Regions from separate parts of the Mus musculus genome. Here all the other regions are linked to region 3. The links are chromatin contacts, found by Hi-C in ENCODE. All regions are on one chromosome and are shown on one strand. The core of a region is the stretch at or near the end of the contact, and the rest is flanking DNA. Distances in the headings are between cores, read along the strand shown.

Evidence for each region. A loop is a pair of places that touch in the nucleus more often than their neighbours do.
Region 1: a map of T-helper 1 cell shows a loop between it and region 3 (5-fold over the local background). The contact joins the promoter of Hs6st1 here to the promoter of Ugt1a1 in region 3. A Hi-C loop is called at or near these places in 4 of 37 maps with a recorded cell type or tissue (T-helper 1 cell, T-helper 17 cell and regulatory T cell).
Region 2: a map of ES-E14 shows a loop between it and region 3 (16-fold over the local background). The contact joins the enhancer-like site here to the promoter of Ugt1a1 in region 3. A Hi-C loop is called at or near these places in 5 of 37 maps with a recorded cell type or tissue (ES-E14, T-helper 1 cell, T-helper 17 cell and 2 more).
Region 4: a loop to region 3 is called in a map of T-helper 2 cell, with 9 times the contacts of the local background. The contact joins the enhancer-like site here to the promoter of Ugt1a1 in region 3. A Hi-C loop is called at or near these places in 2 of 37 maps with a recorded cell type or tissue (T-helper 17 cell and T-helper 2 cell).
Region 5: a map of T-helper 17 cell shows a loop between it and region 3 (48-fold over the local background). The contact joins the promoter of Chit1 here to the promoter of Ugt1a1 in region 3. A Hi-C loop is called at or near these places in 2 of 37 maps with a recorded cell type or tissue (T-helper 17 cell and regulatory T cell).
Region 6: a map of T-helper 17 cell shows a loop between it and region 3 (5-fold over the local background). The contact joins the promoter of Oprk1 here to the promoter of Ugt1a1 in region 3. A Hi-C loop is called at or near these places in 3 of 37 maps with a recorded cell type or tissue (T-helper 17 cell and v-Abl transformed pro-B cells).
Region 7: a map of T-helper 17 cell shows a loop between it and region 3 (17-fold over the local background). The contact joins the enhancer-like site here to the promoter of Ugt1a1 in region 3. A Hi-C loop is called at or near these places in 2 of 37 maps with a recorded cell type or tissue (T-helper 1 cell and T-helper 17 cell).

The regions. Positions count from the first base shown.
Region 1 is chr1:36,066,662-36,069,772 of GRCm38, reverse strand. It overlaps Hs6st1 (heparan sulfate 6-O-sulfotransferase 1), which reads right to left and starts at 1,373. Exons shown (of 2, transcript NM_015818.2): 1 at 589-1,373. The coding sequence starts at 1,115.
Region 2 is chr1:3,118,552-3,121,552 of GRCm38, reverse strand. No RefSeq gene overlaps it. Among named protein-coding and RNA genes, the nearest start is that of Gm26206, 18 kb to the right of the region's middle. Within about 2 kb of position 1,579, at least 1 of the 3 ENCODE cell types and tissues checked has a DNase peak (open chromatin) inside an H3K27ac peak, as active enhancers do.
Region 3 is chr1:88,210,579-88,213,359 of GRCm38, reverse strand. Ugt1a1 (UDP glucuronosyltransferase 1 family, polypeptide A1) reads right to left here and starts at 1,401. Exons shown (of 5, transcript NM_201645.2): 1 at 489-1,401. The coding sequence starts at 1,358. The region is part of intron 1 of Ugt1a10 (UDP glycosyltransferase 1 family, polypeptide A10); the gene reads right to left. The region is part of intron 1 of Ugt1a9 (UDP glucuronosyltransferase 1 family, polypeptide A9); the gene reads right to left. All of the region lies in intron 1 of Ugt1a8 (UDP glucuronosyltransferase 1 family, polypeptide A8), which reads right to left. It also overlaps Ugt1a7c, Ugt1a6b, Ugt1a6a, Ugt1a5 and Ugt1a2.
Region 4 is chr1:10,875,662-10,878,835 of GRCm38, reverse strand. No RefSeq gene overlaps it. Among named protein-coding and RNA genes, the nearest start is that of Prex2, 120 kb to the left of the region's middle. Within about 2 kb of position 1,257, at least 1 of the 3 ENCODE cell types and tissues checked has a DNase peak (open chromatin) inside an H3K27ac peak, as active enhancers do.
Region 5 is chr1:134,109,879-134,112,816 of GRCm38, reverse strand. Chit1 (chitinase 1 (chitotriosidase)) reads right to left here and starts at 1,575. Exons shown (of 12, transcript NM_001284525.1): 1 at 1,455-1,575.
Region 6 is chr1:5,586,791-5,589,772 of GRCm38, reverse strand. Oprk1 (opioid receptor, kappa 1) reads right to left here and starts at 1,280. Exons shown (of 4, transcript NM_011011.2): 1 at 1,110-1,280; 2 at 468-738. The coding sequence starts at 724.
Region 7 is chr1:20,872,837-20,875,971 of GRCm38, reverse strand. No RefSeq gene overlaps it. Among named protein-coding and RNA genes, the nearest start is that of 6720483E21Rik, 16 kb to the left of the region's middle. Within about 2 kb of position 1,742, at least 1 of the 3 ENCODE cell types and tissues checked has a DNase peak (open chromatin) inside an H3K27ac peak, as active enhancers do.

The DNA of each region.
Region 1 (3,111 bases), core at 124-2,623, about 52 Mb after region 3:
GGCTGGGGAGGCCAGGTAGTGCTGCCTTCTCTCCGACTTCAGTCTGGGTCACACGGGCCTTTGTTCTACCTGCACACACCGGCAGGCAGAGCCCACCCCTTTCCTGGCAGCTCCTCCCCAGGCTGGCAGGCACCGGAGGGCCTGGAGATACCACAGGTGCACAGGAAGAGGAACCGCATTTCTCTTGCTCCACTTTTAGTACTAGACGGGTACGGGCTACACATGCACACAGAGACACACCTGTTTTTCTGCCTCTAGAGCCAAGCCTGGACCTCTAGTCCCCGAGGTTTATCTCTCAGGCTAGCCCGCAGTGCATAGCAGGTAGGGTGGACAGAGAGCAGCGGGCAGTGACCCAGGAGGAAGTCTGGGCACTGCGCAGACAGGCCAGTGGCGAGGAGAGGCACGGAACAGAGGGTGAAAAGAGGGATCAGAGGTCAGGAGTGGCAGGTGTAGGGAAGGATGAGATGGGAATCCTGGGATCCCGCAGACTGGAAGGGGCCCCAAGAGAGGAGAGGGCAGATCTGGCCCGGGGCTTAGGGGTACCCCCCCCCCCCCCCGCCATCACACTTTCCCGCAGCGGGCGCTCACCTGGGCGAACGCAGACCTGCTGGGTCGCGGCGGTCTAGCACACCGGGCACACAGTTGGTGAGTTCGGTCCAGTCAGCGTGCAGCCCGCAGCTCCAGCCCGTGGAGAAGCGAGAGAAGAGCCAGGTCTCGCGGCGATTGGGCCGATAGCAGGTGCACTTCTTCTGGCCCGGGCGACAGTCGCAGGGCACCTCGAGGCGCACGTTCTGCACTAGGTGGCGGCCGAAGGTGGTGCCGCCGGTCTTCTGGATGTGCAGGAAGACGATCACGTCGTCGCCCTTCATGTCGAAGCGCAGCGAGCGCTCCAGCTCGCGCACCGGGAAGTAGTACTTTTTCTCGTAATGTGGGTCCGGCGTGGGGAAGAGATCCAGGTCGTCGGGGGGCACGCGGCCACCGGGCGCGCCCAGACTCAGCCCCGGGCCCGCGTACTGGTAAAGGATGAGCATGAAGCACGCCGAGCCCGCCACCACCAGCACGAACTTGCTGGCGCGCTCAACCATGGTCCTGCCGCCGGCGCGCCGCCGCCGCATGTGTCACCATCGCCAGCGGCCCGGGCGCCGGGCCTGGGAGGGCGGGGGGCGCAGCTGCTCCGCCACCGCCGCCGCCACCGCCGCCCGCGCTCCGGCCCGGCCCGGCTACTCGGCGCCCAGGCTGTGCGCAGCGTCGCGGGCCCCGGGCCTCGGCGGCGCCGTGGCTGCTCCCCGCCCCGATCCCGGCTCGGCTAGCGTACAGCCCGGCCCCCGCCACAGCGCCCCGCAGCCGCGCGCGCCCGCACCCGCCCGCAAAGCTCAGCGCCGAGAACGCTCTGCACCGCCCCGTGCGCCGCCGCGTCTCCGCAGTTCGTCGCGGCTCCGCCCCGGCCCGCCCCTGGCCCGCCCTCGCGGCGCCTCTTGCTGTCGCCGCCCGCTCCGATCCTCCGCTCCGCCTCTGGAGCGCCCTGGGGGAGGGGCGGGGCCGGAGGAGGCCCAGGCACAGGCCAGAGCTGGGCGACGGGTCGCGTGTCTCTCACACTGTCAACGCCGGTCGCTACGGAAAGGGCATTGGATCCAGCTCGCAGACCTGTGGGTGGCGACTGGGTTGTCCCGAGCCTACGAGTGGGTGGCTCTTTTGGGCATTGGTCCTGGGTTTGGGAGCCCGAGTTTTTTCACCTTCTCTGGTTATGGTAGTTTGTGTTACCTGCGCTCTCTGTCTCCCACGGGAATACGGAGGCTTTGACCTTCACATTGAAGGATAGGAAGTTCCAAGTTCGAGAGCGCTGGGAGTCGGGACCACCAGGTGGTTTAGGACTACCAGTAAGGGTGGGGAAGGAAGAGAGACGTTAAGGGCATGGATCCGGCTCTTACGTGGATATCACCAGTCCCCTGGAGGCACTGGGACAATGACCCAAAGCCCTCAGTTGAAGATAAACCGAAATGTGTGCAGAGACCAGAGGACAAGCTTTATTTGTCCCTCTCGCCCAGTGTGCCCTGTTTTGATCCTGGTCATACTCAAACAAACAAACAAACAAACAAAATAGTGAACCAACATTAGAAAAAAATTAAAATTCCAACCTTCGTGATTTTTTTTTTTTTTACATTGGCAGCAGTATCTGCAGCCTTGATTGGTGCTCTGCCTGTAGTGGAGGGTCGCCTGGGCCCTAGGCTGCAAGTTGGAGGCTCTAGTAGTAATCTATGCAGCCTATAACATGTGGAAGGTCCCGTCGCCCATGTTGTACTCTGTACTGGGCCCCTAGCTATACTTAGGCGGCCAGAACAACTGGAGGTGGGGAGTGAAATGACCTGTGCAGAGTTCCACAGCCTAGGGTAGCTGGGAGGGGCTTGGGTGTTTGGATTCAGGCCAGAGTGGCCTCTGGGAGGTGCTCCCACTGCCAGGCCAGGCTCAGGTGCCCACAGCAAGTACCCCTGGGTAGTGCCCTGGATCTGTCCTGCTAAGGGGTGGGTCAAAAAGTGGAGAGAAGGGGAGGGGGTGGCAATAGTGGTCCAAAGCATTGACTGCAAGTTAAAAAAAAAAAAAAAAGACTTGAAAAAAAAGAGCAGCTGGGCAGTGGTGGTGCATGCCTGTAATTCCAGCACTTGGGAGGCAGAGGCAGGCGGATTTCTTAAGTTCGAGGCCAGCCTGGTGTACAGAGAGAGTTCCAGGACAGTCAGGGCTACACAGAGAAACCCTGTCTTGAACCCCCACCCCACCCCACATACACACACAAATAAGAGCTAAGAGGAAAGCCCTCCCAAACGGTGAGATCAGGAGAGAATGCAGACACACTTATATCCAACTTGTCAGGAATGTGAAGAAACTGGGCTCAGCTGGTAAAGTGCTTGCTGTGCATGACTCAGGACCTGGGTTCGGTACCCAGAACCCAGGTATAAAATGCCAGGGATACTTGGCCTGTGTTTGCAAGCCCAGGACTGCTGGGGAAGAAGAGATAGGCAGATCCCTGGGGCTTGCAAGCCAGCCAGTCTAGCCTATAAGGCAGCAGGTTAATGTGAGACACTGTCTCAGAAACTAAGGTGTACCTCTCAAAGGACA
Region 2 (3,001 bases), core at 330-2,829, about 85 Mb after region 3:
TTTCTCTCATTCAACTTGATTCTGGGCTGGCAGCCAGAAAGTCCTGCCACTTTTTCTATCTCTGGATTCATGCTGACTCTCAGCTTTTCCCTGGAGATGCAGACATGGAGACTTATAAGCCCATAGCAAGAGTCTGTGCTTCCTGAACTATCTCTCCAGGATCCTGGTCTTGTCTTGTGAGTGGGCTTTTGTTATAAAGTCTAAGCTAGCTTTAAATTTGTGGTCTCCTTGCCTCTGCACTTATAATTCTGAGACTTAAAGGTTTCTATTTGTTTAAGAGTCCATTTCTCTGGTATTTTGTTATGACAGTCAGTGCAAATTAATATACAGTTATCATGGTGCTAATAAAACCCAATATTTAGAAAAGAAGGACTGTTATTGATTTTGTCTTTTTGTAAGTCTTTTATTAGTTCTTTTGCTTCCCTTTTCCATGTCCTGAATTCATCACAAACATTGGTAAAAATCTATTAACTAATTCTATTTTTATGTACCGTTATGAAAACCATTTGCCATTAATCTTACTTTACACATCCAAATAGAATAAGGCAATTGCTTTTTGTAATAACAACAACAACAAAAATCATGTTGTTCTAAAATTCAATACCTTAGCACTAGATTTAGATTTAGTTGAATAAACTGCTGTAGGGAACAGAGACAAGCCCAGCACTAGGCAATAAGCCTGCACTGGTAAGTTGTATGGAAAAGGTGTCCTGGTGGTGTCCTAGCTCCTGGAGAGGCCTCTGGTAGCCTTCAGGAGTGTTGTCCTTCAGGCCAGAGTGGAAGCAAGAAAAATATTTTCAGATATATGTTGCTGATCCAATGGAAGAACAAAAATTAAAACCTAAAGAGCAAATATAAACTTAGGAAGTGGGTGCCTGCAACTTCATTAGACAATCCTCAAGTGATCTCAGATACTCGAAAGGGATCTAAGCTGAAACAAGAATAAAAACAGGGAGGAAGATGTGACATTCACTCCCGAGTCACAGCTAGCATCTTAGGAAAGAGGGACACAGAAGAGATGAATGTGGAGAGCAGATGGCAGACACAGAGTACTTTATAAATAGCTGCGTGCAATTCAGACTCTTATCATATCTGGCCACATAGCTTGGCTTCTTCCTGGAAGAAATATATTTTTGGAAAATAGGACATAAAATTTTGGCCCAAATGAAGGAAATCTGCATGCATTTGTTTCACATTTTAGCACATTTCAAACTGTCTTTCACATAAATGGAAAGTAATTAACACAGATACATATCACTAGTACTAAACATGAGATAGCAGAGATATTTTTATTCAAATATAGCCCTTGGAAAATAAACCCAGGCTCTGAATTTCACCCACAGTTAATATTCATTCATTTTAATTTATAAGCTATCTGCCTCTTCTTACTTGTCTGGAAATATTTTTCAAATTTTTGGCATTAAGTAAGTATGCACTTGGGACCCATGATGCATAATGTTTGTTATCCAAGCAAACCCTCAGAGGGTTTTCTTGCACACTCCTGCTCCGTCACTGTGGAGACAAACATAGTTTTCTCTAAAACTGGCAGCCACTGGCTAAGAAAACAATTTCTCCAGGGACATCTCATTCTCCTCCCTTCGCTTCCAAAAGTGTTACTGCTGCTAAAGGATATAAAGCCAAGATTAAGCTCTCTCCAGATGGGAAAAGATATTTTATCAATGGGGAAAAAAAGGAAAAGGCAAAGAAGAGACATAAAGAGTACCTATGACTATATGAACAGTGCTTACTCTTTGCATAAACAAAACATATTCTCAGCTGAGCATGATAAATCCCATCTGTAGTCCCAACTCTGTAGACAAAGAAAGTGCAGAGTCAGTGAAAGTTCAAGGCTAGGCTGGGACACTGTGAGCTCCAGCCCAACCAGGACTTCTGAGCAAAATCCTGTTTCTAGACAACAGAAGGAAGTGGGTGAGTGTACAGAGATGGCAGGAGGGATGCAAAAAGGCAGGCAAAGCAGCAGATATTATAAAGTTCCATTGTAATGCTTTAATCCTTGCTAGTTTTCCATGTAAGTTTTAGGTGAAATAGAAAATGACAGAATCTTCAGGTCCATATATTTCCCTCTTCTTCAGTGTAGATCTTCAGTGAAAAATTTCATAGAGAATGATTAGAAAGGATAGAAGTCTCCCACACTCGTTTCAAAACCAAAAAGTCTACTGTTACAGACTCTACAAATTGTGATGCATCCTGTGGCAGATAAAAGAAATTCGACTGAGAAAAGGAAGTGGGTCAATGTCCTCCCCTCGTGTCTATAAAAGCAACAATCAATGGCTGAAGAGGGGAGAATTCTTAAATAAAGCTGTCTGCAAGGTGATCCCAGAGTCCTTCAGGGATATAGCAAATGTGACTTGTCATCCATTCAGGGTTGGGCTTTCCAATTCATCTGCTCCTTAAGTAACCCAGGTAGTGGTAAACATTTAAAGGTAAGCTCTATTTTCTTGGCAAGTGCTCATGCAGCTCTGCACATGCCCAAGAGCTCTGGACTCATGAATGAAAGACACTCACATACAACATTTATATTTTAGTATGTCTTAACTAGGTCAATGATCAGGCACTTCCAAACTTCTCCATGGCTAGCACACACTCCCCTCCAGCCGTCCTGAGTCAACACTTACTAAATCTGTATTTTTATCTTACTGCCCTTGTTCTTTCTGAGCAGCACTCCCGATGGGGCTGCTTTCCCCCCTGCATGTATGTACATTTCAGCTGTCTCTCCCTCAGGCTCGTCCTATGGCCCTCTCGATGCAGACCCTTTCTTTTCTTCTTCATTTCTTACCTGGGATTACTAAATGTCCCACCTCTGTCTCTCTGCCCAACTATTGGCTGCTGGCAACTTTATTTCCCAATCAGAGTCAACTGGGGACAGGCTTCCTTTAGCCTAAGTGGGAGACAACTTAAACAGGTTTTGGGGCAACATAATTAGCATGAGAACATAAGCCCTACAAACCCCTTTTCCTATAAGTGACCCTTCAACCACGCT
Region 3 (2,781 bases), core at 152-2,651:
AGAAGAGAAAGACTGCAATATTTAGTTTTCTGTTAGGATATCTAGACATTAGAATGATAACAAGGACCATAAAGGTAGTGACTCCTGCCAGGATCCATAAGGGTTAAAGAACAATTGCATCAGACTTAAGCTACTAGTGCCTGAATCAAGAACATGAGTTCCAAAGGGATGCTTCGTAGTACACAGCTCTGTTCTCTGAGAAGTGTCCCAAACACAGTGGTTCTTCTGACAATTAATGCTGGCTGCATTAAATTGAATTCCCCAGGATAAAATGCCTAAGATATGTATTTCTCAGAATACTGTATACAAAGAGGTAAGTCAGAAAAGGATGCCAAGGACAGACAAATTCAAGACTGTGAGACTTAGGGGATAGAAGTTAACAAGAGAGAACACTTGAAACCATACAAGCCTCCCTGAGATCAGCACATACCTATGGAAAGTTCCTTTCTCCCAAAGAACAACAGGCCTGGAGAGGCGCCAATACACACCTGGGATAGGGGCTTTTTCTGAAGGCAATTTATACCACCAATAAAAACCATGTTGGGCATGATGGGCCTGGGGTAATCTTTCACAAAGTCACTTCTCATCAGCCAGATAGATGCAGGGCTCAGAAGATCCTGGACAGTCACTTCTTTCTGTAAGATTTCAGTGGCAAGTGACCCATAGGGGGAATAAACCACTCTGCACATAAAGTTCTCTGACACGGCCAGGAGCACGTTCTTCACTCGCTGTAGGAAGTTCATGCGGTCTGAGTTGAAAGACAAACTCTTGGGCACGTAGGACAATGGGACGGGGCATTGGGTAGCTTCTGAATCCAGGCTGCATGGCAATTTATTCAAGAAGTACACAGTGGGCACAGTCAGGTACTGGGCCACAATGGAGCCACAGGGAAGGAAAGGGTCTGTCAGCAGAGCATCAAAGTGACTTTCTTCCAGAGAGGCCATAAACTCGGCATTGTGCAGCAGGTGGGAGCAGCCAGCTAGGAGCATACTGGAATCCCTTTTGACTTTCATATATATTTTGACCACGCGCAGCAGAAAAGAATCTTGATTAAAGGCAGTCCGTCCAAGTTCCACCAAAGTAGCTGTCACATTTTCCTTCTGGAATGGCACAGGGAACTTCCTCAGAGTGTAAAATGATCCTTCTTTTATGTGTATTGAGGCTTCAGGTGCTATGACCACAACTTCGTGCCCCTTCTGCTGGAGCTGCTGAATAACTCCAAGCATACTCAGCCAGTGGCTTCCATCCATAGGGAACACTAACAGCCTCCCAGCGTGGGATGCAGAGGGACCGAACACACACAACAGAAGGTACGGAAGAAGCAGAAGCAAACGCGAGCTCCAGCACACCACAGTCATGGTATCTCTCTCTCTCTGATGCTGCCAGAGATCTACTCAAGCTGGCTCATGACACACGAGGAGAAACCTGTGCAACCAGTTAATGATTGATTGTGCCCCATGACTAAAGCTGTCAATGAGCTGGCAAGACCGTGGAGCATTTGTTTTCCATGACATAGTGGGAGGAGCTTTACTGAGTTCCTTAACAAATAACAGCAATTGAACTGACAGCTACTCCTTCCTCTAAGTAGCATGTTTGGGTGAATATAGCTGGCCCAACCATCTCTGGCCATTTTGGACTCATTAAACTAGCATTTTTGTAAGTCAAAAAGGGTTAACAGAGAGGGAAAAAGGACCGTAAAGTGCCAAAGCATAACACTTTCCCAAGAATAAGACTGACAGTTACTCAGAAAGTCTTTTGGAAAGAAAAGAGCATTGTGTTGAAACGTCACTTTTGTCCATGGAAACCCTCCATCATTCACTCAGGGTTCCTCTTAATCATTTCCATCATTTAAAAAAGTGGTGTGTGGAGGATGTGGAGAAAGAGGAACACTCCTCCATTGTTGGTGGGATTGCAAGCTTGTACAACCACTCTGGAAATCAGTCTGGCGGTTCCTCCGAAAATTGGACATAGTACTACCGGAGGATCCCGCAATACCTCTCCTGGGCATATATCCAGAAGATGTCCCAACCGGTAAGAAGGACACATGCTCCACTATGTTCATAGCAGCCTTATTTATAATAGCTAGAAGCTGGAAAGAACCCAGATGTCCCTCAACAGAGGAATGGATACAAAAATTGTGGTACATTTACACAATGGAGTACTACTCAGCTATTAAAAAGAATGAATTCACAAAATTCCTAGGCAAATGGTTGGACCTGGAGGGCATCATCCTGAGTGAGGTAACCCAATCACAAAAGAACTCAAATGAAATGTACTCACTGATAAGTGGATATTAACCCAGAAACTTAGTATAGCGAGATATAAGGTACAATATGTAAAACATATGAAACTGAAGAACGAAGACCAAAGTGTGGACACTTTGCTCATTCTTAGAATTGGAAACAATCACCCATGGAAGGAGTTACAGAGACAAAGTTTGGAGCTGAGACAAAAGGATGGTCCATCTAGAGACTGCCATATCCAGGGATCCATCCCATAATTAGCCTCCAAGCGATGACACCATTGCATACACTAGCAAGCCTTTGTTGCAAGGACGGTGATATAGCTGTCCCTTGTGAGACTAGGCCTAGCAAACACAGAAGTGGATGCTCACAGTCAACTATTGGATGGATCACAGGGCCCCCAATGGAGGAGCTAGAGAAAGTATCCAAGGAGCTAAAGGGATCTGCAACCCTATCGGAGGAACAACATTATGAACTAACCAGTACCCCAGAGCTCTTGACTCTAGCTGCATATGTATCAAAAGATGACCTAGTCGGC
Region 4 (3,174 bases), core at 8-2,507, about 77 Mb after region 3:
TTCTGTTGGCCATATTGCATTGCTTCCAGCTTCTAAACAAATCAATAATAAAACCTCCTAAATAACATGACCTTCTGCATGTTATGTGTTTATTTATAAGCAGCCCATTCTTTGTTTAGATTAAGAAAAACAAATAAAAATAAGGAATATGCCATAGCTGGACTTACTCAGTGTTCCAGTCCAATGAGACATGCCATGCTCTCGAGTCACATTGGTGGTATGACTTTTCACATTACACAAACAAGGTATTATAGAGAGCGCCCCCTCCCCCCTTGCTTCTAGACACTTGGCTGGAATTTGATAGCCAAAACAAAAAAGTAAACTCAAAGAAGGAATCTGACTTTGGGCCAGGCCTCAGGAAATAGGCCCAGATTAAGAACATTTGCATTTGAGTTAATGCAAAGCTCCAAGTGGACCCAGCAGAGGCTTGTGTGGCCTTCCTTTTGTCTTAGTCATCCGGACTAGCCCCTAGAAAGGTGTTTCCTGGATTGTTTATTGCCTTGCTTATTCCTTGACCCAGAACTGACCTTATCAATTTGCAGATACTTAAAGTGGTATAAAAGCAGACAGGAAAAAATAAACTTGCTTCAGCCTCAGAACTGGCTGGGGTCAGGCTACAATGTTGTCTAATTGTCTTTTTTTCTTTTTAATCCTTGCTCCTGCTCTGGAGAACCTGTTGACTGACTGAGATGGTTTGGTCAAAGTATGGCAATCAATCTACCTTTTGCAGAAGATGTTTAACCCACCTTTTGGCAGAAGAAATAAGGCAGAGGCAAGGTTCCTTACCAATGCAGAGATGTGTTTCTAAGACTCAGTAGGTTTGAAAGAATCTCTTTGGATTCAGCTGAGCTCTGTTCAACCAGGAAAGGGATCCCAGTGCTGTTACTCAAACGCACCCATGCTCATAGAACCTAGAGAGGCTAGGCCATAGCTTCTCAACATACAAGCCCAAGAAGAGGGTGTTTGGCTGAGAGCAGCTAATTTATGGGCAGGGTATTACCATATCACAATGCCAGATTTCTCTGGCAAAAAGCAGTGTAACTGCTTGAAATATTCAAAGCCTATCTTTGTGGAGATTTAAATTAGAGAGATGCAGAGACAACTGGGAGTTTGTCTTTGTAGAGCATAAAGCAGGCAGACAGGACAGCAGTGAAGTTATGAGTCAAGACAAGCCAAAAACAGGCAGACACTGGAACAGCTGGGTCGGCACAGCAGCAGCTTCTGCTGCAGGGGAAGTGGACCCTGGCTCACAAGGACAGCCAGGACTTGCTCAGTCACAGTGCTGTCAGGAAGCTGAGCCCAGAGCTGTCCTCAAATGACTTCCCTACAGGTCCCAGGGGCCTGGAGAGAGCTGTTTGTGTTCTTTTGCCTTCCTATCTTTTTAGCTAACCTACAACTGTCTAATTAACATGTGTGGGTTCAGGGCTTCTCCAGCTTTAAGAAACTAGAATTATATGAAGCATATTAAAATGTGAAGCTCATTAATTCAAATCTCATAGTCCTAATTCCCGACTCATTTATGAAGCATAATAGAAAGCTTATGTCTGCTCAACAAGATTTCATTATAGATGCATCAAATTATAGAAAAAGTGGTAGAGACATTGTTAAAAAGTAGAGAGACCTGTCATGAGGGTAATTTATCAGTTTACCAAAAATGTATGACCCAAGTAACTTCAGTGGATAGAATGAATGTATCTTCTCCTCTTTTTACGTTTTTGTACAGATTTTTACTAAATTTCCCTATTGTCCTAACAGGGTAAAATTATTAGATCATAGAAACATAGAATTTGCTAAATAGCACATGGTACCATATAATAAATGAAATAAAGATACAATAAAAGAAAGATCTCAGCACGTTTGTTTTTGGTATCCACTTCAGGTATATGTCTTTGCATAAGTGTGTCCTTAGCAGGTTCCAGGCAGCTCTGAGACTAGCTGGAAGCTACTAATTGCATTGGTCTGATAAATACTGAAATGCATTGTATGGATGTTATGAGACTAAGCACAAAGCAGGAATATCTTCATCCTTCAAGTGCTGTGTATCCAGAGTTCCTTACAGTTGACCTGAACTGGCATTAAAGGGATCAGACGAGGTGGCTGGCTAAAGACCTCTATGTAAAACCAAATAGTCACTTTTCTCTACAACTTCTTTGCCTATAAGGCCAACATCAAAAGAAAAGCAAATTTCTGACAGGACTATCCTGAACACCATCTGTAGCTTATTTCACTAAGGATTTCTTCAACTTAGCCTAATGTCTTTAAGAATCACCCAACTTATTTGTGACTTTTCTTGTTGCTATGATGACGACAAATATCGTGTGATATATCTTATATGAAGTATTAGAATAGTCAAATTTATAGAGGCAAAAAGTAAATAGGCTGGTGTAGGATAAGAAATAGGGAGCTAGTATGTAGTAATACATATTTTTGGTTTGATGATGAGAATGTATCAGAAATGAATGGAAATGATATTTCTATAATGTTAGTATACTTAATTTCATTGAGCCTCTTGGAAATGATTAAATGGCAATATATTTATTTATACCATAGTAAGAAACAAAGACAATTGTTCACATGCATACCAACAATTTTCCAATGACATTGTGGATGGCAGATGTTCTGTTATTAATATAAGACATTATGGTCAATTTTAGTTGTCAACTCAGCTGGATATCTAGGGATATGCCGAAAAGTGGCAAAGCATTATTTTTATGTTTCTGTGAAGAAATCAGTGTGGGAGGCAGTGGTCTGAATAGGGGAGATATACCATCAATATCTCCCCTAAGTTCCATTCTGTCATCCAGAGACATAGATAGAACAAAAAGATGGAGAGAGGATGTTAGCAAAACATTCGGTCCTAGAGGAGGAAGTGATGACAGGCTTGTGCCTCCACAGTTGCTGTGTATATTTGGGTGCCTAGGTAGAGGAGGAGGTGATGACAGGCTTGTGCCTCCACAGTTGCTGTGTATATTTGGGTGCCTGGGATCCAAACTCAGGTCCTCAGGTTTATCCAGAAAGTATGTTAGCAATGCAGCCATCTCCTCATCCCCTTCTGCGGCTATATGAAGGCTTCAACCCATTTGAGGCTTTCTAAATCTCCTTCATTCACTAGAAAAGATAGAGTCAATACTGCTTTACTTTCTCCTGATCAATCTAGAATTGAAATTCATCCTC
Region 5 (2,938 bases), core at 326-2,825, about 46 Mb before region 3:
CATCTCCAGCCCCAGGATTTTTAAAACAAACAAGTATATTGATGGTTAAAATGGAGCCTCTTTCTCTGCACCCCCCGGGTATTGGTTATGGAGTGAGTGGGAGTCAGTGCTGTTTCCTGGTTCCTTACAGCCCCACAGTGGCACAGATGGAGGGCTTGGCTGTGCTGCTTGTGGGCAGGAGGGAAGCCCCAGAGAATGACCTCTTTCTAGAGCTACTGTGTACCCATGGCTTCTTTTCCATGGTGTGGTTCCCTGCCTCAACCAGCACAGTAAAGTCCTTGATTCCTGCATGTGACACTCAATTCTAAACCCACCAGCCCCCTGAGACTCTGTGATGATAGCTGTCTGGGCATTGTCTATTAGGTGGACAAGTGAAAGCTCTGGCCACATCGGTTATGATTTATTTTAATTGTCATTTTAGGGCACAGGTCTACTAGTTTGTTTGTTTGTGTCTTAGTTGGGGTTTCCGTTGCTGTGAGGAGACACCATGACCAAGGCAACTCTTATAAAGGCAAACATTTAACTGGGGCTGGCTTACAGTTTTAGAGGTTTAATCCATTATCATCATGGTAGGAAGCATGGCAGCATGTGGGCAGACATAGTGATGGAGAAGGGCCTGAGAGTTCTACATCTTGTTCCAACTGCAGTCAAGAAAGGCATCCTCAGGTCACTTGGGGGAGAGTCTCAAAGTTCACCCCCCACAGTGACACACTTCCTCTACCTCTCCTAAGAGTGCCATTCCTTGCACCAAGCATATCCAAACCACCACATTCTACCCCCTAGCCCCATAAACTTGTTCAAACATATGAGTCTATGGAGGCCATACCCAGATTAACAGAATGCAAAATATATTTAGTCCAACTTCAAAAGTCCCCATAGTCAATAGCAGTCTCAACAAGGTTAACTATCTGTTGTTCAACTGCAAACACACAAGCAATAAGCGTAGCTTGCTGAAAATCACCACTCCCTTAATCTGTTTATCTCCTCAAACACAGGATTTACCTACATCGCACTTCCCGATGCCCATTTTGTATTTTTCCTTTCTAAGCTTGCTACACTTGATCAAAACACTCTTCATGGGAGCGAACCAGAGGACAAAGTCTATGCTGGGCTTTTCTGAGACTTCTTCTGTCAATGCAATTAATCTGATTCTCTTTCTTTGCCTTCGCCTTAGCTTCAAGCAGACTCTTCAGACAAGGGCAAAAAGCAGCCACGTTCTTCAGCATAACTTCATAAGAATGTTCTCCAAGCAACATACTAAAATTCCTCTCCTCTGAAACCCCTTGAGCAAGGTCTGCACCATTCATATCACCCTCCAAACAAAAGCATGGTCAGGCCTATCATAGCAATACCCCAGTCTCTGGTACCAACTTCTGTCTTAGTTAGGGTTTCCACTGCTATGAAGAGACAAGGCAACTCTTATAAAAGCAAGCATTTAGTTGGGGTTGGCTTACAGTTTCAGCGGTTTAATCCATCATCATCATGGTGAGAAGCATGGCACTGTCTAGGCCGACTTGGTGCTGGAGAAGGAGCCGAGAGCTCTACAACTTGTTCCAACTGCAGTCAGGAGAAACTGACATCCTCCGGCCTCTAGGGGGATCTTAAAGGCCACCACTACAGTGACTCACTTCTTCCTACAAGGTCACACCTTCTAGTAATGCCACTCCCTGGGCCAATCCACACTACCACAGTTTGGCTTTGTTTTTATGAGACAAGGGTTCTCTGTGTAACCTTGGTTATTCTCAAACTCTAGCTGAAGACCTGAACTCACAGAGATCTGCCTACCTCTGCTTCCTGAGTGCTGGGATTAAAGAAAAGCCTGTGTCACCACCACCACCCAGCTTTTTTTTTTTTTCCAATTTATTTATTTTTATTTTGTGAGCATTGGTTTTTTGGTCTGCCTGCCTGTCTGAAGATGTCAGATCCTCTGGAACTGGAGTTACAGACAATTGTGAGCTGACATGTGGGCGCTGGGAATTGAACCCAGATCCTCTGGAAGAACAAACATTGCCCGTAACCACTGAGCTAACTCTCCAGCCCCTAACTGCTGCTATTTTTTTTTTAAAGCTTGCTACAAGCCATATGTTGCTACGTCCTGAGTATGCCACCCCATCCAGCTCACGGTTACCATATCTCTTGACTACAGCAAGAGGCCAGGCAGGGTAGCTGACAGGCAGGGCAGCTGACTGACATCATCTAGGCGTGAGTAGGCACACACTATTGTTTGCTCAATAGGAGAAGCACCCAATGGCACAATGATTTCCATCCTTAAGCAGAGATGGCTGTAATGTTTCTCATGCAATAGCTGATGAAGGTACAGAGGAACACAGAGGGACTCAAACCCACATACTATGGTAGGGGAGTGTGGGCATAAGAACCCTCAGACTCAAATCCCCAACACACACACACACACACACACACACACACACACACACACACACACACAGAGCAGCTAGGTAGTTTTAGACTTGTCCTTGACTTCATAGTCATATGGCCAACCGTGTGTGTGGGGGGTGGTGAATCTCAAAGAAACAAACTAAAAAGAAGAAACTGCCCTGATACATTCATTTGCTGCTAATTGGACAAACCCAGTCACATGACCATACCTAAGTGGATGGAAGTCTGGGAAATGTAGTCCTCCAGGGTTTTGTGTGTGTGTGTGTGTGTGTGTGTGTGTGTGTGTGTGTGTGTGGTGGGGAATACTGGAAGATGTATGTATCTTACCATGAGAAGACTGTTAACTGGAGCCTCAGAAGCACAGTACGTACAGTACGTAGTGGAGTCTGGAACATACATACACAACACCCACCTCCACCCACCCACCCACCCTCACTCACCCCCAGCCCCTCTTCTTCCAAACCCAGATAGTCTGGGATGTGCGATGACTTCTCTTGAGCCACCATGACCATTCCCATCGTCATACTCTTACTTTTAACCC
Region 6 (2,982 bases), core at 31-2,530, about 83 Mb after region 3:
ATTATCTCCCATGCATTTGGTGGGCCCAGAATTTATTTAAAGAAATATTAGACAGGGCAATAAAGTGACTCAATCCAGAGCAGGCAAACAAGCAAGGGCTTACACAGATATTCTAATTTCTTTACCAGGAAACGACCTTGTGATCAGAACCCTGGCATTTTCTTGCGTGTTCTCTTAGCTGAGGTTTGTAGCCTCCCTTTTGATGTGGGCAGGTAGCTCTTAAATCCTAAAAGTACCTTGGATTAGCCCTGTATGAAACCCACAATTCCTGACAAAACACTCTCCCAGGAAATTCTTTTAAGATGTCACCTTGGAGAATCTCTCAGGAACCCTGAATAGAAGAGACCCTGCACTCACTTGGCTGTCTGGTATACACACACACACACACACACACACAAATTGTCTACTGTCAACACACCACCACCACCACCACCACCACCACCACCGAGACCTGTCCCTGAACTCACCGGATGATGACAAACATGACCAGAGAATTGCCCACTAAGCCCACCACAAATACCACAGAGTAGACAGCGGTGATGATAACAGGGATGGCCGGAGAGATGTGCGCGGACTCCAGCTGCTGATCCTCTGAGCCCACACTGCCATTACTGTCGGATTCTGCCCAGTTGGGGAACCAAGAGCTGCTGTTGGGGAGAAGGCAAGCACTGGGAGAGCAGGTAGGGCCTGGATCTCCTCGGAAGATCTGAATGGGGGACTCCATGGTGAGCGCTGCAGCTGGAAAGCGAGAAGGTGGCACTTGCGGGGCTGCAGGAGCAGAGAACAGATTGAACCCAGAGAGACAAACTTTGCCTGTACAGGCAGGGCTGGAGGCGCAGGAGCCCGCAACCCCAGGACTCAGTCTGGCCGCCCATCCCAAGGAAGGAGCAGACAGGTTGAAATCCCCTTCCCACCCCCTACCCCTACCTCCACTGCAGCTATTAAACTGAGAGTATTTGCACCTTTTTGGAGCCCTGAGGTTGCTTCACCCTCGGGCGTTGTGCTGTCCACTCCTGTGGCTGCCTCTACCCTGCCTGTCTGTGCATGCAACCCCAAGAAGCACTAGCCACAGCAATTTCCCCACTGTGCCTCGAAAGCCCCAAGCTCACCTCCAGATCGCTGATTGGCGACCTCCCTTCCCAAGTCACCGTCAGCTTTCCAAGTCACCACTTTAGATCCTGAGTAGCTGTTCAGCCCTGATGGGTCCACGTTCCTGATGCTCAATTTGTGCCTTCCAAGACTGGAAGAAGCTCTGCCTGTTTGGGATCAGCAAGGTGCGCCGGGGACAGGCAAGCTGAGAGCTGCAGGGCTGGTTGCCCCCGCCCTGCTCCCCATCTCAGCCTATCCCCGCCCATCCCCTCCTCTCCAAGCCACGCCCCCTCAGAGCTGACCCAGGCCAGTCTGCCGCTCTGCCAAGGCTCACTAACTCCAACTGCCCAAGCTGCTTGCCGCTTCTCTCTCTGCAGCTTCCTGGCGGGCGGTCTGATGCTTAGCTAAGGTCCAGTAACTGAAAGGGCCCTGTACAGTGACAAGAGTGCATGGGATCATTCCGTGTGTTTGGAATTTCTTTTCTTCAGAGTTCCCAGGACTAGTGTCTTTAAGCAAGGAAGCAAGTGGTAGCACTGAATTTTATTTATTGAAGGATACAAATAAAATGGCCAAATAATCTTGTCAGAATCAAACAGATCATATAGAATTAGTGGGTTAAGATCTATTAATGGAAAGCTACTGTGCATCTTGTCACCCTTTCTGCTCTGTCTAGAATGGCAGGTTGCAAGAACACTGTACTTACAGGTACTAATATTATTGCCTGCTATTACTGCACACATTCTCCTTTCCTAGGCTCTGCTGTTGCAGCAGGAGAGTAATTATTTATGTTAATCTCAGCCATGAAGTTCTTGCCTATACCAAATGCAGATAATTCAAACCTTTGTGAGAAACAGTCTCAACTATGTGTAAAATATTGACAGTCCAGGTGTCCCTGTCAGAATCTGTTGGGTAAAAGAGGCCCTAAGAGAAAGATGCTCTTGGGGATCCAGAGCTGGGTCCCTAAGAAATATTCCAAAAGAAAAAGAAGTGCTGTGGAACTGGAACCACCCAAGGGTGAGACACTCGAATTTTCCCAGGAGTTTCAAGGACTTAGATAAACCAGATCCCCATTGTTTCCCATAATGTACATCATGTCCACAGGTGGGCATTTTAGTGGCAGACTCAAGTCTATTCATGCGATGATGATAGGAGGGGGGCTCCTTGAACTTCTGCTGCTTACTAACTGAAGGAGATTTGGCCATCTGCCTGCACAGTTTACAGATGTACAATTTTTTTTACTCTGCTGCATATAAAGCAAGACGAACATTCTCCTTTGGCAACAGTGTTTTCAACTCCCAGCTCTGAGGACCATTTTCAAGTCTTGCAAATTTTCATTGCAAAGAGTGTGGTTGGTTTTTGTCAATATGACACAAACATAGTCATATCTTGGAAGAAAGGATCTCAACTCAGAAAGTGCTTCTTTATAAATGGCCTGTAGGGACCCAGAAGGAACAACATGGTATGTATGCATTTATTATTGGATATTAGCCATAAAGGATAATCATGCTACAATCCACACATCCAAGGAGGCTAAATGATAAGAAGGACTTACGAAAGGATGCATGGATCTTCCTGGAAAGAGAAAATAGAATAGATTTTGAGGGTGTACTGGGTGAAGGTTGGATGGGAACAGATGGGATCAGGTATGGTGGAGGGAGGAATGGAGGGAGAAAGTTCTGGAAAGATGACTGGAATTGTGAGACATTTTGGGGCAATGTAAAAACTTAATGCAATGGAAACTCCCTGAAATCTACTAGGGTGACCCTAATGAGGACTATGAGTAATGAGGAATACAAAGCCTAAACCAGCCATCTTCTGTAATCAGGTAAGACTTCCAATGGAAGGACTGAACACCAACTCAGCCAAAAACATACAGTTTGTCCTGCATACAAG
Region 7 (3,135 bases), core at 493-2,992, about 67 Mb after region 3:
AGGAGCCAAGAGTTCTACCTCTTGATCAGAAGGCAGCAGGAGAGGACTAACACTTTGGCAATGGGAGGAGCTTGAGGTCTAGGAGCACTCAAAGCCCGACTACAAAGTGGCACACTTCCTCCAACAAAGCTACTCCTCCTAGCAGTAGCATTTCCCATGAGCCAAGCATATTCAAACCAGCACAGTGTTTATAACAACAATGGAAAACAAATAGAATCCATTGCTTAGATAATAACTACAATATGGAAATCTATATCTATTCAGTATAGGCAGTCATCATGGGTGTCACTAGTAGATAGTACAAGAACAGTAAGCCAGACAAACCAGTAAATGCTGAACAGAAAGAGGACCTGAGGGGTGGCAAGAGGCTACAGCAGGTTATGTCAATATGCCACTTCATTCATGTGGTACGTTGGCAATGCTCAGTATGTAGCAAATACAACTCTGCTTTTGAAACTCTCTGGGACTTGGGGTTTAGAGAGTTCTTTTCTCAATCTGTGGTTGGCTGGATCTGTAGATGTTGAACATTTAGATACAGAGGGTCTGACTCTATCTGAATCACAGTGTTCTAACAGGACATAGAGGGAGTGGTCAGTACACATGCAGTTAACTTCTGCTCGACAGTGCAAACAGGCCACTGCGATACTGATGCATAAAATGTTAGCTTCCAGCCTCTGATATCATTTTCAGGGGAGCGGGAGTCTACACAGACTTTAACGGGCTTTTCTGCAAGGCTGTAATCAGGTTGGCCACTACTGCCTTCCATCTGGAGGCTCAACGGGTACTGCGTCTGCTTCTAAGGTTGCTAGCAGAATTTATTTTTTTAACGTTGTGGGACTGAAGTCCTTGGCTTGTGGCTGGTTATTGACTGAAGATGGTCATTAACTCCAGAGACTACTCAGTCTCTTGCCAGATGGTCTTCCTGGTGTGTCTACTTATATAATCAAGCATGCAGGAAAAGGCTCTAGGGCAGTGGTTCTCATCTGTCCTAATGCTGTGACCCTTTAATACCTCATGTTGTAGTGACCCCCCCACCATAAACTTATTTCATTGCCTCTTGATAACTGTAATTTTGCTACTGTTATGAATAATAATGTAAATATCTGATATGCAGGATATCTGAGAACCCTGTGAAAGGTCCATTTGCCCCCAAATGATCCCACCCCACAGACTGAGGACCACCTTTCTAGACAGAGTCTAGAAGAAATCTCTCAACAAGATGCATTATATTAAGATGATTTAACTGGGCAGTGGTGGTGTATTCCTCTAATGCCAGCACTTGGGTGACAGAGGCAGGCGAATCTCTGAGTTTGAGGCCAGCCTGGTCTGCACAGTGAGTTCCAGGACAGCCAGGGCTACACAGAGAAACTCTGTCTTGAAAAACAACACAAAAGATCAGGTAACAGTGGAAACTGCAGTCCATCACCCTTGGGGCCATTTATGGGATAGATTCTCCATCTGCTTATGGAGAGGGGATCACACAAAGATATGAACAGAGGGAGCTTAAGGTCCCGGGGAGGGAAACATGCCTGGTCATATAACCAGCTCAGAGAGAAGAAGAAAAATGGAAAAACTTCCTGAGGAATTAAAAAAAAAAAAAAAACCCTCTTCAGTACAAATGAAAATGGAGACACCCTCGAAATAGAATTTCTGTGATTTGGCAACCACCGAGGATCACGAAGGGAAGGGATGTGAAGAAGTGAGGATGACTCAGGGCTCTAAAGCCAAGACTGGAAAGATGATAATCCTCCTGCTCCTGAGGGAGGCGGAGGGAGGAAGGTGGAGGTTCTCCTGAAGACCCACTGCATCTGCATGGAGTCCCCTCCTTGGAGCTCAGAACAGAAGGCTGAGGCACAGCACCTTGTGTCTGGACCACTTCTACCTAGAAGTAGCATGGATCGGAGTTGTGAAGACAGCAGTAGAGACCATTTCTATACGATCTTCTCCTGCAGGCCTTTCGCCCTGGCACTGAAACCCCTTAACTTGATAACTACTTACTGGGCTGAACTCTTGCTTATGTCTATAGTCTTAGCGTTCTGCCATGCTGTGGAGAAGCCTCCACAAGTTGCCCCAATTCCTGCTTTCCCTGATTCTTCACTCACCATCATCCTACCACAAGAAACACTTTCCAATGCTCGTCTCGCCTTTGCCTGGCTGTGTATCTTTGATTTCCATATAGTACGAGTGTGCGTGTGCGTGCACACACACACATACACACACACACACACACACACACACACACACACACACACCACAGCCCAAAAGCCATCCATCATTGCTACTGGCCCCATTTCAAATGTCCTCTTTCAGCTTCCAGGGCACCACCGTCTCTTTCTGTCATTTTAATAGTACTATATCGTGAATTGCTTCTTTTTCTCTTACTAAATCATCATCTTTTCAAAGGCAGAGAGCAAGCCTGGCCCACCATTACAGCTCCAACTTAGCATAGACTCCAGCACACAGCAGACACACAATAAACCTCTGCTGCATGGACAAGTGCGTGCCTGCATATAAACTATTTCAGTTAAAATTTCTTTGCTGGTGAATGCCAGAAAACATAAACTAGATCTAGGGGACCTAAACAATGTCACCAGACACCATCTTTCTTTTCCCACTCCTGGTTCCACTTCCTCCACTTAGCCCCACTGGGGAGTTGTGTGGGCTTGGAGTAGCAAGGTGACCACAGTAATTTCTTCTGTCTTATCACACACAAGCAAGAAAGCAATGCTTCTTTTACTCCCAGAGCTTCTGAGCAGTCCAGTGTCTTTTCCGGAATTAACTACTATTTGTCTAGAAAAACAGAAGTCGATGACTGGCCAGGCATGGGTCAGACCTCAGCCCTGCTCTGTAAAACCAACTAAAACTGGGGACAAAGAATAGTACTAGTGGTGGCAAGGAGTTGCTCCTCCAAAGAGAAAATTTTAGAGTTTCCATAGATTTATTCTGAGCAACATCAAATAAATAAATAAATAAATAAATAAATAAATAAACAAATCTTATTTTGCTTAATCCAGAGAGGCAGGGAATATAAACAATGAGGAAAGAAATGCCAGCTTAAGTTGTCTGAGAAACAAACAAGAAACCAGGGACGCAGCATGCGGTTCAAAGTAAGATGACTAATATTTGTTTACTGTG